2 separate regions of the Homo sapiens genome follow, and region 1 is linked to region 2. Evidence: chromatin contacts called from ENCODE Hi-C data. All regions are on one chromosome and are shown on one strand. The core of a region is the stretch at or near the end of the contact, and the rest is flanking DNA. Distances in the headings are between cores, read along the strand shown.

Region 1 (2,718 bases), core at 202-2,701, 1.0 Mb before region 2:
AATGAACTCTGACAATAAGGGTTGTAAAGATTCAAATTCAACCAGATCTTCTCAATGTCCTGAGTCCCAGGAATGGTCCTAGACCCTTTCTAGTGCATTATCTGATCTAATTCTTTCTAATACTATTACACCAACATCAGCAAAGGAGAAACTGAGGCTCAGAAAATGACCTAGTTTGCCCTCATGTAATAATGGGTTTCTGAAACTAGTGATTTTACATGGCCTCATTCTGCAGAGAGTTTTTTGTTTGTTTTTGAGTTTTCTAATAGAGGAGAAATACTGGGGGCATTTTCCTGAAAGTCAAAGTATTTGGAATGAATTGCAGCTTCCCTTGATTAGGGATGGAAAATACTGCTTGACTAGATACTGTAATTCTTTTGGTTATAAGTGTTTCAAAGAATAAGGAAGAGAGAGGTGGATGCCTCAATGAGAGTTGATTGTAAGGCAGGAGATCCATGGGCCATGTGACTTTAGGTATCTTCATAAAGGGAAGGGCGGGGGGGCTTGGGTCTAAAGCTACAGGCAGACATTCATGAATCTTATTCAATGAAATGACCTAGCAATGGTAGGCAGCTCTGGGCATGAGAATAAATTGTTTGGAAGTGTGAGAAAATTTTGTGTTATGAAATATAGAGGTTGTCAGCAATTGAAATAGAGAGGTTGTCAGCAATTCATAAATTCATATATGACTTCATGCACTCATTTGAACATACTTAGTGAGCAGCTACTAAGTGCCAGACGTTATTCTTGTCATGAGAGGCTATAGTGGCAAACCATCAGACAAGAGCTTGGCTCTCTGGAAGCTGTAGACTGAGATCACTCCAACATTTAAAAGTTGAGCAGAGAAGGGGGAATGAGTAAGGAGACCAGGAAAGAAAATGACCAGTTATGTGGCTGGAAAATTAGGAAGGAGTGGTTTTAGGTAAGCCTAGAGAAGAGTGTTCCCAGACAAGGAACAACAAGGCCACCAGCCGTGATTTAGGGGACATGAAATTAAGGACAGGGAACTCCACCCCTGCACCCTGACAAATTGCAACATTTCCTTTTCATCCCTTTCTCACAAGGCTCTATTGTAACATCATTCACATCTTGACAGGGTAAATGACGCACACGACAATAAGAAAGCATGTAGACATAAATACCTATGTTTGTAAAAATGCTGGGCTCTTGCTGCATTCTTCTGGGAGGCCAGTCTTCTTGAATTTTCTGTGCCTTAAAGTGAAGCATTTGAAGTTGTGTTCTTTTGTGGGGTCAACGCAGAGCTGAACACTATACATAAATGTGCAGCCCTATGAATATGGCAGCAGATTCCTGAAATGATGTATGTGTCTGCCAGGATCAACCATGGGCCTTGCCAGATCATTGTGGGAGACGAGGTTCCAGAGAGTAGCCTGCCACACAGAGAAAAGCTGAAATGACAGCAGCCCCTTCAAAGGCAGGAAATTGAGAAAATGTTCCTCAGAAACAAATTTCCCCTTGTGCAATAATGACAATGTCAGTATACCAACCCATTTGATCCTGAGAATAATTACAAGTAACATTTGTATAATCCTTGGAAGTTTATAAAGTGCTTCTATGGGTGTTATCATATTTATTTTATTTGAGCTTGGAGTGTGTGGACAGCTCAGATGAGGAGTGCTCAAGTCCTTGCGAGGCAGCTTGCTTAAGTCTGTCTGTCTCCTTTCCAAAGTGAAGCCATGGAAACTGTGGCAGCCCCATAGGATGTGGTGATGTCCTGCCTTTAAATGACTTGCTTCCTGGAATTCTTGGAAATGAAAAATCAGGACTCTGAATCATGAGATTATGAGACATTTTCTAATTTCCTTTTTATATTTTAGAGTTTTCCATATTTTCTGTTACAAGCATGGACTACTTTTGTGATTTAAAAAAAGTTATTTAAAAAATTAGGGAAAGAAAGCTTCTGAAATGTACCCCAGTTGACAAGACTTGCATCCCAGGGCAAGGCTGACCAGCAGGATTGGCGGGCTGCTTTGACTGAGCTTCCTGAACCAGAAAAGTCATTGCGTTTTTGAATAGGGGCCATGGAGATCTTCTAGTCAACCCCTTAGCACAACAGTCAGTGTGCAGAGAACATAACCAGCCAGAAACAGTGTCCTACTTCTTTAAAATAGATACTTGGAAAGCTTTAATGCCAGCAGAGCAAAGCCAAAGATATTGATTCTTTTAGCTCAAGTATGATGAATTCTGAACATGCTATTTTCTCTTTATTTATATTCTATTAAATAATATGAGCTCCTTAAAGAAAATGTGTTGAATTAAAATTAAAAATATATATACATTTTTTATGCACTAAATATGACCACAAAATTTATTTCCCCTAGTCTTTTTTAATGGAAGTAGGTGAATTTTTTTTTTCTTGCAGGTTCATTGGTTCAAGTGTGGTTGTCTGAAGTAATACCGCACAGGGCTACCAGTCCTTTTACATTATGACTTCCTTGAGTTGAGTTTTCCTAATTTTAATTCTAATTTTAAAAGAAGGGCAAGTAGGTAAACTATCACTTTTGCCTCTCCAAGACTTTCTTTTTCATTACTCAAAAAGATGAATTGGCTGGGTATAATACTCTTGGTTTACAACTTTGTCATATTCAAAATGTATTAATCATTACCTCATTTTTTTTTTTTAGCATTTAGAAGAAAAATGTATGAGGCCAGCCTTTTATTCTATGTAAACTGATTTTTTTCCTACCTATAAATGTA
Region 2 (2,972 bases), core at 276-2,775:
TCCTGGAAGCAGATTTTTGCTTTGAGCACTCGGCTCCTTTCTTGCATTTCACTCTCAGCTCCAGGCTGCAGGATGAAGGATTGTGGTAGAAGTGCAAAGAAGAGACACACAGTTGATTCCCCTTAAGAGAGTGACCTATATGCCACAAAATTTTACCCACGTAAAGAGGCATTATCCCCGTCACTGGCCTTAGCAGGCTGCATGTCAAAGTCATTTAAATTTCCCTGGACTTAACAGATTGTGTAAACATTTCAGAACTGAGAGCTTAGGAATAATGAAACATCGTCATTTTAACTTAGGCAAAAATGGTGCAGCCATATTGGCCAAAGGAGGCATATTATTTATTGTGACCTACATGTAACGTAGACCACCTGGTTTTTAGATTCTATAAATTAAGTTCTCTCAAGTTTATGAAGGATGCTAAAAAATATATATATTATGATGGAAATGTTACTTGGCTTTATTGTTTTTGTTTCGTGAATAGAGAGGTGAGGTTGAAATGATCATTTAGGAATCGCTTCTTAGCCTTTTGGCTAAGATCAAGTGAAATGATCATTTAGGTGGAGGGACAGTGGCAGCTAATTATCCTACCAGGCTTTCTAGCTTGAAACTTAGGGGCAGACCTTCCATTCATTCTAACCTATTTGAAATTAGAGATTGGATGTGTTATGGACTATTTAATTTTTATCTGTAAAAGTAAATAATGTAGTCTTTGTTCATTTTAATTTGGTGCTTTTATGAGTTAATTTTTTTTTCAATTTGTGCTATTGTTTCAACAAGCTTGGAAAACAGTAGGAACAATTTGTGACTTTTGCATCTGTAGGAAAACTTCTTTAAAAGAATAAACAGTGCCCTACCTATATGTGTGTGTACATACATAGCTGTGAGGTACTCTTCTGGTATAACCTACTGTAAACCCCAAAGCAAATATTGTGATATAGAGACACAGAATAGACAATTTACAAGTAATCAATCAAGCACAAACCAGTGGGAAAATAAGGAACTTATGTATCTCAATTTATTCTTTAAATGCTACATATTTGATTGCTTTAGGGTTGCAAAAGTTAATTAATAGATTTGTATAAGACACACAGAAATATACATACACTAAAAGAGACTTTGCTAAGTGTAATTCAATATACTCACAAAAATATGTGTTAATTATGTTAGAAATTTAATATTTAATTTAATTCCATAAATCCTTGCATTACAAATAAGTCCTCATACAGGTCAGATAGGGCAATAAAAACTACTGTGGCCTTGAAAACTGACAGAAGCTCACTTCTGTACAAATCTTTTTAATGAACAACTTTCCATCGAGCAGCTAAGAAATATCTGTTAAAGTCAGTATTTAATACTAAAGTGTACTTATGTATGTTTCTTACTGATCCTAAATTGAGCACGTTAGTTTTATCAATGCCACTCATCGGCTGACTGTACCCCTCCTCCCCCATACAGATTTGGTGAGACTTAGTACTAAATAAGTTTGGGGAGTGCCTGGCCATAGCCGGCTCTTGTTGGGGCATGTGCGCCCTCTGCTGGCTGCTCACATAGGAACTGACTGGTGTGTGAGGTTCTTTCTTTCTTTTACTTTTCAAGGTTGGGTTTTTTTTGTTTTTTGTTTTGTTTCAATTTATTTTTATACAACTGATCAGATATTTACCATGATTATAAAGTTGTAGCTTAATACTGAGTATGGCCGTTAATTTGTTTTTATTTGGAAATAAAGGTGAGGTTTTGTTTTGGGTGTGTTTTTGGTAAATAGATAGTCCTGATAGTTCAAATAACATGCAATGTGTGTAATACTCTTGAGTTTTTTAAGTGGTTGATTGTATATCACGATTAACCATATTTTCATTGCTTTCATATTCCCCTTGCCTTGATTGTATTTGAGAAGTATTCTTGTTGGACTAAGTTGGGAATAGAACTTAAAAGGGGATAGATAAGTCATTGAAATTTTGAAATATGATTATTTGTCTGTAATGGATGTGGTAGGTAATCCCTAGTAGAAAAATTCCTGTTATGGTTGGTTGATAGTTTTCACTTGCTTTGCCAAGGAAAATGAGTATATTTACATCATAATACTTTATAAAAGCATTTTTGGTTTCCTTGCAAACCAAATTAAGCTGTGCTCACTGGCAGACATTGAGAATGGTAGTTTGAGTAAAATATTTTTTGTTTTGTTTTGCTTTTGCAGTTGCTGTTTATAGAGTATGAGATGTTAAAGGAACAAATCACTGATGGTCTCTTTACTCCCAGGACACAGGACTAAACTATACAAGGGCAGTTACAGAGGAAGAGTGTCAGCCTCTCTACCATTGCCTGGGTGGAGAGCATCCTTGGGTCCTGGTAGTGAAGGCCAGGGCTCTGTGTAATGAGTGTGTCTTTTAAAAATAGCAACAATTTTTGTTGACAAGGCTCCATCAAAGTCTTTATAATAATTTAGTTTGTATAAGTGATTTCTGTGTATCTCTGAAATTAAATGACTTGATGGAGTCAGTTTGGTATTTGTTGTACAGAGAAGGCAGTTTAGATTTTTATAGTTCTTTTGTCTTACATTGCAAATTTTTCTAATTTGTAAGCAAAAGCCATAAAAACTTCCAAACCAACCGTGGAGTGATCAAAGAACTTAGAGCTGTGGAAGGGCAGAAATGTCATCTACGTTTTTTTTTTCTTTTCTTTTCTTTCAGTTTTTCCCCTTTGCAATTTTAGGTTCCAGTTACCTTAAAATTTGTTTTGGATAAATGATATAAATTTTTACTTAATAGTCTTTACTTACTTTGATTTAACATTGTCAAATAACTAAGAATTGCATTCTAACAAATATTAAGTCCTTATTACCTCTGTTAGAATGTCATCTTGCATGAAATCTCACATACATGTCTCTCCTGTTACCACCTTGTCTTCAATGAGGTTGTATTGGGTGCTCTTTCTTGGTGCTTCTCTGGGTTCCCATTATATCCCTTACTGGT

Evidence for each region. A loop is a pair of places that touch in the nucleus more often than their neighbours do. Pooled maps may share reads with other maps.
Region 1: a loop to region 2 is called in a pooled map, with 2.8 times the contacts of the local background. The contact joins two enhancer-like sites. A Hi-C loop is called at or near these places in 1 of 168 maps with a recorded cell type or tissue (endothelial cell of umbilical vein), 1 of 37 single-sample maps with no recorded cell type and 3 of 50 pooled maps.

The regions. Positions count from the first base shown.
Region 1 is chr18:56,442,709-56,445,426 of GRCh38, reverse strand. No RefSeq gene overlaps it. Among named protein-coding and RNA genes, the nearest start is that of TXNL1, 190 kb to the left of the region's middle. Within about 2 kb of position 1,451, at least 2 of the 41 ENCODE cell types and tissues checked have a DNase peak (open chromatin) inside an H3K27ac peak, as active enhancers do.
Region 2 is chr18:55,414,029-55,417,000 of GRCh38, reverse strand. The region is part of intron 5 of TCF4 (transcription factor 4); the gene reads left to right. Among named protein-coding and RNA genes, the nearest start is that of TCF4-AS1, 37 kb to the left of the region's middle. Within about 2 kb of position 1,525, at least 5 of the 41 ENCODE cell types and tissues checked have a DNase peak (open chromatin) inside an H3K27ac peak, as active enhancers do.